Linked DNA regions of Homo sapiens: region 1 is linked to region 2. Evidence: chromatin contacts called from ENCODE Hi-C or POLR2A ChIA-PET data. All regions are on one chromosome and are shown on one strand. Each heading gives the region's core, a stretch centred on a gene start or an enhancer-like site at or near the end of the contact. The rest is flanking DNA. Distances are from core to core; before and after follow the strand shown.

The links. A loop is a pair of places that touch in the nucleus more often than their neighbours do. ChIA-PET counts read pairs that join two places held with the same protein, here RNA polymerase II (POLR2A). Pooled maps may share reads with other maps.
Region 1: a pooled map shows a loop between it and region 2 (8-fold over the local background). The contact joins the enhancer-like site here to the promoter of ZNF407-AS1 in region 2. A Hi-C loop is called at or near these places in 9 of 50 pooled maps. POLR2A ChIA-PET finds 5 or more read pairs at or near these places in 2 of 52 experiments (activated CD4-positive, alpha-beta T cell and activated T-cell).

The regions. Positions count from the first base shown.
Region 1 is chr18:74,193,760-74,197,745 of GRCh38, reverse strand. No RefSeq gene overlaps it. Among named protein-coding and RNA genes, the nearest start is that of TIMM21, 47 kb to the right of the region's middle. RefSeq lists an enhancer at 1-145. Within about 2 kb of position 1,250, at least 9 of the 41 ENCODE cell types and tissues checked have a DNase peak (open chromatin) inside an H3K27ac peak, as active enhancers do.
Region 2 is chr18:74,596,296-74,600,027 of GRCh38, reverse strand. It overlaps ZNF407-AS1 (ZNF407 antisense RNA 1), which reads left to right and starts at 2,193. Exons shown (of 2, transcript NR_024484.1): 1 at 2,193-3,600. It overlaps ZNF407 (zinc finger protein 407), which reads right to left and starts at 2,158. Exons shown (of 9, transcript NM_017757.3): 1 at 2,091-2,158. RefSeq lists enhancers at 1,163-1,382, 2,173-2,382 and a silencer at 1,773-2,072.

The DNA of each region.
Region 1 (3,986 bases), core at 1-2,500, 400 kb after region 2:
AGCTTCCTGCCCTACTGGCTTCTCCAAGTGGGAGGGGAGGAGCATTTCCGGGACCAGGCTATATACAATGTGGCTTTTGGAGAAAATACATTTAAAAAACTCTTTCTCAAATTAAAATATATCTTTTAAAGTGTTTTTTCTTTTTTTTTAGACAGAGTCTCCCTCTGTCACCCAGGCTGGAGTGCAATGGTGTGAACTCGGCTCAGTGCAAGCTCTGCCTCCCAGGTTAATGCCATTCTCCTGTCTCAGCCTCCCGAGTAGCTGGGACTACAGGTGCCCGCCACTGCTCCTGGCTAACTTTTTGTATTTTTTTTTTTTTTTAGTAGAGACAGGGTTTCACCGTGTTAGCCAGGATGGTCTTGATCTCCTGACCTCATGATCCGCCTACCTCGGCCTCCCAGAGTGCTGGGATTACAGGAGTGAAAGGGTTTTAGCAAATTAAGCTTCTTATGGGGGAAAAACATCAGGGGAATGTTTCATAGTCCCTTTGAGATTTCTAATGCACTTAGGTCTTGGGGATTTTGTACTCACTTTCTTTTTGCTTTTTTCTCTGATAAATCCAGTGATGAACAAAATATTCCCTTTGGGAGAGAGTGGGAATGATTTCAAACTTCCAACATTTCAAGTAATAAACACTTTAAGAGTATATCAATTGCTTCACTTTTCCCATTAAATGCATGTTACTTTACATACTGGCCATATCCCTTTTGTGCAAAATACAACACAAGTTTAGCTGAATTCTCTCCCTCCCCCAAAGAGTGAATTACTCCCTTACCCATGCTGCCTGTCCCTGTGCAAATGTTGGCTCTGGTACTTGTAGTTATTTGTGCTTCCCATTCATCTATTCTTGAGGACAAGGATTGAGTCTTTTTTCAAATTTGTGGCCTCATTGTCTAGCACAAAGGCTTATGGAATGCAAACTGTAATATTTAAATATTTGTTGAATACATGGAGGCTGTGTCCAAATTTTTTAAAATTTAATTGGACTTACTAGGGGATATCGAAATGTAAATAAATGCTATATAAAATATATCTTAAAGAGACAAATACCTTTAAAAGGATATTCTAAAGGAAGAATGGTCTCAAAAGAATGCCTTTATAGTGTAAATAATTATCAACTTAGTTAATATCATAAACCTGGGTGGATCAATTCATTATGGTGGTGTCGGTTGCCCTCTAGTGGCCATGAAGGGGTAAGGCGTCATTTAGGCTCTGAAGACCCTGAATTTCTGTTACGATGGCTGAGAACCAGGAAGCCTTCTCACCCACCCAGCAGAGGGAATTGGTTTGGAGACAGAACAAAACGACAAAAGGCAAACAGTAGAATCAACTCAACGATACCTGGTTCTTTCATATGGAATACTTAACATTCTTCCTCTATTTACAAAGACAAACAAAGAGCCAAAGCCTCAGGTATGAGCAAATGAAGGTTAGGGCTCCCTCTTTTGATGAAACGCATTAATCTACCATTCTGAGCATGTTTGCTGCCGTGTACTGAAAAGTTAAACGCATGGCAGGAAGGAATAGAATCAGTTCTGTCTTCTTTATCTTCATTACTCCTCTCTCCTTTGGATCAATGGAAGACGCAAAGACAAGATGTAGAACTCTGTATGTTTCAGAATACTATGAACGTTTTTGGTTCCATTGCCCATTTTTGGTATGGTGGAATGATTTTGCTATTCTAAGCAGCATATAAATCTGGATTTGGGAAAGTTGTATACCTGGATTCCTCAGCAATGGTTTATTTTCTCTCAGGGCTCTGGCACTCGGGGAGGCAAGAGGAGGACTCACTTTGGGCACCCAATTTAAAGGAAGTGACAAAAACTCAGTCATCAAGATAAATTATACACACACACACACACACACACACACACACACACACACATATATATATATATATATATATATATATATATATATATATACAGAGAGAGAGAGAGAGAGAGAGAGAGAGAGAGAGAGACAGAGTCTCGCTCTGTTGCCCAGGCTGGAGTGCAGTGACGCAATCTTGGCTCACTGCAACCCCTGTCTCCCGAGCTCAAACAATTCTCCTGACTCAGCCTCCCAAGTAGCTGGGATGACAGGCGCACACCACCACCTGGTTAATTTTTGTATTCTTAGCAGAGACAGGATTTCACCATGTTGGCCAGGCTAGTCTCGAACCCCTGACTTCAAATGATCCACCTGCTTTGGCCTCCCAAAATGCTGGGATTACAGGCATGAGCCACTGCACCTGGCCTGGATAAATAATACTTTAAAGAAATATTTTTTAAAATCAAAATCCATGCAGAATATCCAGGATTAACAAAATGTCAACACTTGCAGTAAAGACACGATCAGAGATACTGGTTTTTCCTTTGCCCCAGTCTCCACTGTGGTCTGGCATGGCACTGTTTCCTCTTTGCCCAAAATGAGCTTGTTAAGAGAGCAACATTGGCCGGGCATTGTTGCTCACATCTGTGATCCCAGGACTTTGGGAAGCCGGAGTGGGAGGATTACTTGATACCAGGAGTTTAAGACCAGTCTGGGCAACAGAGTGAGACCCCGTCTCTACAAAAAAAAAAAAAAAAAAAAAAAAATAGCTGGGCGTGGTGGCACGTACTTGTAGTCCAGCTACTTGGGAGGCTGAGGTGGGAGGATGGCTTGAGCCTGGGAGGCCAAGGCATCAGTGAGTCGAGATGGCACCACTGTACTCCAACCCAGGCGACAGAGCAAGACCCTGTTGGGGGAAAAAGAGAGAGAGAGAGAGCAGTGCTTCTGTGTGGGTCAGAGCCCAGCCTCTGTAGCTGGGGGAGCTGGATTTTGAAACAGATGCTGCTGTTGCTTACTCAAGAACCTGATTCTTGGCAAAGTTCATACCTTATCTCATCATCATTGTGAATCCTTAGAAGCACATAGTCGTTCCTGGCTGGGTCAGGCAGATGAGATGAAAGGAGGAGGAGGGATTCTCAGTGTGAAAGACTCATCCCACTGCTGTTGGCTTTGAAGATGGAGGAAGGAGACCAAGAGCCCAGGAGTGTGGCAGCCTCTAGAAGTTGGGAATGGCCCCAGATGACAACCAGTGAGAAAGCAGTGACCTCAGTCCTACAATCTTGAGGAACTGAATTTGCCTGTAACCCAAATGAGCAAGGAAACAGATCCTTCCCAAGAGCCTGTAGTGAGTTTCTCAGCCCTGTGGACACCTTGATTCCTTTCCTTTCTGATCTTCTCCTCTTCTCATTCTACCATCTCCCTTAGCAGTCCCAGCCACTCCTCAGATGTTAATATTTCTATGCCACTTCCAAATCTTTTTGAAAGAAGAGATTTTCCAAGTCTTTGCCCATCTACAATGAAAAAATTCATTAAGGAATGTGAAGAACATTATTATTTCTTCTTACTATAATATTTCTTTTTTTCCTCAAAATGATTCTGACTTTAGGTGAGAGGTTTTCAACTATGATGAAGAGGCAGGGGAGGACATGTTATCTTTAAACTCCCCCCGGGATTTTCAGTGCTAAGGTGGCAGAACAGAGGACAGTGGTGCTGCCTCCTCCTCTCCAGGACTCCTCAGGCCACACTAAGGATTAGGTAGTAGCCAGTGGAGCAAGAGGGCCAGGGCCTGGAGGAAGCAGCTGCTGGTAGGTGGCATTGGGAACAGAGCCTTGGCACAGTGGGCAGCCTCGCCGTTTGCAGAGAAATCAAAGCTGAAACAACCAATCCAACTTCGTTCGAACAGCAGAAGGCTGGCAAAGACCTCTGATAGGGACAGGATATGTGTTCAGACAAAGCACCATGAGGCAGCTGGTGACGGGAATGGGATGGCTTCCATGGAGCAATCTCCAATAACAATCCAAAGTTAAAAGCAAGGGGCAAGGAGCGGGTACAGTCAAGAAGGAGAAAGGAAGCCTTCGTGCTTGCCTTTGCATGGAATGCCTCCTGAAGAAGGAGAGAAACTGCTGATGGAAGCCATCCACGTGGAGGGGGGGATGGTGGAGGGGGATGGATGA
Region 2 (3,732 bases), core at 944-3,443:
CAAAGCAAGCATGCGGTAAATGTTTCCTGAATGCATTACTTAATTCCACTAGTCATCAGAGTTGGAAAGCAAGGAAAACGCTCAGTGGAGGACCACAGTGCATTCCTAAAAAACCAATCTCAACTACAGTCGAAAGAGTCACAACTATCAATTAGAAACATACAGCTTAATTTATTCGCCTATTCATAGATTTAGAAACTAGGCTTCTTCTCACTATCTGGGATACAAACCACCTTCTTAAAGGAGATGAGAAAGAGAAGAATCAAACTAGGAGAGTATATTTTATTAAGATTAGCGAGTTCTACTCTAATAAAACAAACCTAATCGGAATGAATGTTGGGGAAAATGTCCCTTCAACCAGGTGAATACCCACTAGTCCTTGAGACCTATCTCAAATCACATATCCTGCAAGAAGCTTTCACCACTCCCCACCATCAATCAGCCGTAACTTCCACTGTGCTCCCACATCTCTATTTTAGTAAGCAGAAAAAGGTATTATATATATTTATTTATGTGTCTATTCAACCAGATCTCAAAATCCTCTAGGGAAGTATATTACTATTTCCAACACCTAGAAGGGTGTTTGGCATAAAGCAAGAACCAGTGTTTTTGAAGTGGAGCCACTTTGCTCTGCTTAAAAGGTACCAATGGAACTGTCCTATTGTTTGCAACTTTTCTGTAAATCTTAATTTATTCCGAAATAAAGTTTAAAAAAAAATGCACCAGTAGCAACTGTGTTGTGAGCAATTATCACACCTGCCTTACATGTCACGCAAGAAGAAAGCTTTACCTTGTACCAGTAGCAGTAATTTTGTATATAGCAAAGTGAGTCTCAGTTTGTAAAAAGGGAATAATTCCTACTACACAAGATTGCTGTACTAAATGAAGCACAGTGAGTATGCCAAATGACATATAAGCTCTTCTTAATAAGGTTCTGATGAGTATATGTTAGGGCCCCTGTCTACAGTGTTCTAAATGGACCAGCACTTCACCACAAAACAGATACATACTACGACTAGGATGTCACCAGGCATAGACTGCAAAGCTGTAACTCAAATCACTATTAAGACTGTAATTACTTATAAAAGTATTCTACATGTGTGTCCACGGATGTGGGATGTCCTATTCCAAAACTCCCCAATGAAATAAATGGCTACTCAAAACCCAGCGCAACCGACAGAGGTCAGCGGCCACTGCACCCCGCCTCCACCAGCTTAAACTCCAGAAGGAGGCCAAGCACCCAGGGCGTGCTAGCTGGCTGGAAAGAGGTGAGCATCTACTGAGAAACCCACTGCTGCCCGCAGCGGTGTCAGGCAGCCGCGGGTCTCCCCGCAGTGGCGCAAAGCGAGCTGAAGTCGGGAATGGCTAGGACCCTTCGCTGCCACCGCGGTGCTTTCGGCCACCGCACTTGTGTGCCCTCCGCCCGCCCACACCAGCGTCGCTTAACGGAAGAAGGCGCGAGTAGCAGCGGCGCAGCCAGGGCACCTGGGGGTGACACGAGAGTGGGCGGGCGGTCCAGGGAGCCCCTGCTGGAAACCAGACGCTAAAGCTTGCAGCTGTGCAGCTAGGGGAGCATCTGTTTTCCACTTGAGAGCAACCCGGGCACGCGAGAACGGCCCGATTTCGGTGCAGGGGTGCGTCCCGAAGGAACGGGGGACTGTTTCTGCGCGGACAGGCGAACCCGGCAGGGGAAACCGAGGCCACGCTAGGTCCGCAGCCCCGAGGTGTCCACAAGAGCTCCGCTCGCGCAAGGGCGCGGAGCGAGGCTGCCCGCGGGACCGGCCTGCGGAGCGAGCGGGTGAGAGGGCAGGGCGGCAGCTGGGGCCTGGGGGAGGAGGGCGGCGAGGCAGCGTGAGCGAACGAGCGAGGGTGTGTGTCCGGGCGTGAGTCTGGGCGGGTGTCGGGAAGGAAGGCGACAGGGAGGGGCGGAGGCGGGGGGAGGGGGGAGGAGAAAGAGCGAAGGGCCCAGACGGGGCTCTGGGCGCCCAGCCGCCCGGCTTCGAGCCCTCAAGCCACCGCCCCCAGGCCCCGCGCTGACGCTGGACGGTCCCCGCCTCCAAACCCCCCGCCCCGGCCAGAGAATAACTTACCTGTTTGGCGACGGAATCGCTCCTGCTCGCCCCTCTGACTGACTCCTCCGGCTCACCGTCTTCCCTTTGGGAGGAAGAGGCGGGACATCCTGTTTCTCCGTCGAAGGACTTCCGGTGGCTTCCAAGGCGACTCCGTAGTGGATGCAGCGCCGGACGCCACAGCCGAAAAACAGAATCTTGGAACTGGTTTAGTACAATCCAGGTCGAGTTCCTTGTTTTTTATCCGAGTGGCCGGCAGGCCCATGTGCTGTCTTGTTTTTAACACATCAGCTCTTGCCGGAAGCCGCTAAGAGATAAAATAGGAAGTCCCACCCTTCCCTTAGAGAAGGAAAACGGAGAGCCGAAGGAGTCAATCTAAATTCGATGAGCGCGTCGGGCTCCAAGGCAGGCGCTGTCAGCCCGGGAGGGCTGTCTGGGATTTCTAGAGGGTCCCAGAACGGGTTCTTCCCAGGCCGATCCCGCCTGCTTCCTGCCCCGTCTCTCCACCCGCCTCCCGCCCTCTGTAAGGGACCCCGAGGGCGGCGCCGGAAACACGGAGAAGGCCCAGAACGGCGCGGGACCCGAGAGGCCTACGTTGGCAAACGCAGCCCGCTGCCCCTTTGCTCGCTTCCCCCGGGCCTGGAGTGGCTCCTGTCGCTTCTGGCGCTCCGATTTCGAGAAATGACTTTCAGCTGTGCAAGGCGAGAATGCTACTTTAGATGATGAGAAAAAATCTCTCGAATGGCTCCCAAAATGAGGTCCTTGTTTAAGAGGCCACAGGAAGCCGCTAGCCGAACTCTGATACCAAAGAGGAGGCCAAGAAGCGGACTGTGGCTTGGTGACCTGTTTGGTATTGCCAAATTTTCAGCTTTTATTAAAGCTGAAACACCTTGGCTGTTTAAAACGTTCGACAAGGACTTTTTTATGAACGTTAACGGCACAGCATACGGGTTTTTTGGAAAAAAAAAAAGGCAGGACTTCAGCCCGTCCGCCCCCTTGTGCAGGTCCATTCATGAACCTCGAGTTAGAGGCCTTTCTTCTGAAACTCAGAATCTAGTAGGGAAGACCTGTGTAGACGAATAAAAATAAATACATCACAGCTTGTTAAGTGCTGTGACAAAGAGGCAGTGAAATCCTGCTTGAGGTCATCTGCCTTGCTAAAGAGGTTTGACTATGTTGTAGGCACAGGGTTAGGGTTAGACTCTGTAATGGGAAGTTATGTGATCAGATTTCTGTTTAGGAAGATCACTGGCCAGGCGGGGTGGCTTACGCCTGTAATCCCAATACTTTGGGAGGCCGAGTCGGTGGATTGCTTGAGGCTAGGATTTTGAGACCAGCCTGGGGAAACCGCGTCTCTACTAAAAATTTGAAATTAGCCAGGCATGGTGGTGCGAGCCTGTAATTCCAGCTACTTGGAGGCTGAGGCGGGAGAATAGCTTGAACCCAGTGGCGGAGGCTGCAGTGAGCCGAGATTGCGCCACTGCACTCCAGCCTGGGCGACAGAGCGAGATTCCGTCTCAAAAAAATCATTGTAAGTAATTGGATTTTTGTGTGTGTGTGATGTTCTGAAGATAGGCTTTCTAGGCCAAATCGTCACTCAAGGCCAATTCGAACACAATTCAGTTTAAATCAGAATACATTCGAGTGATAATTCCTTACCTTT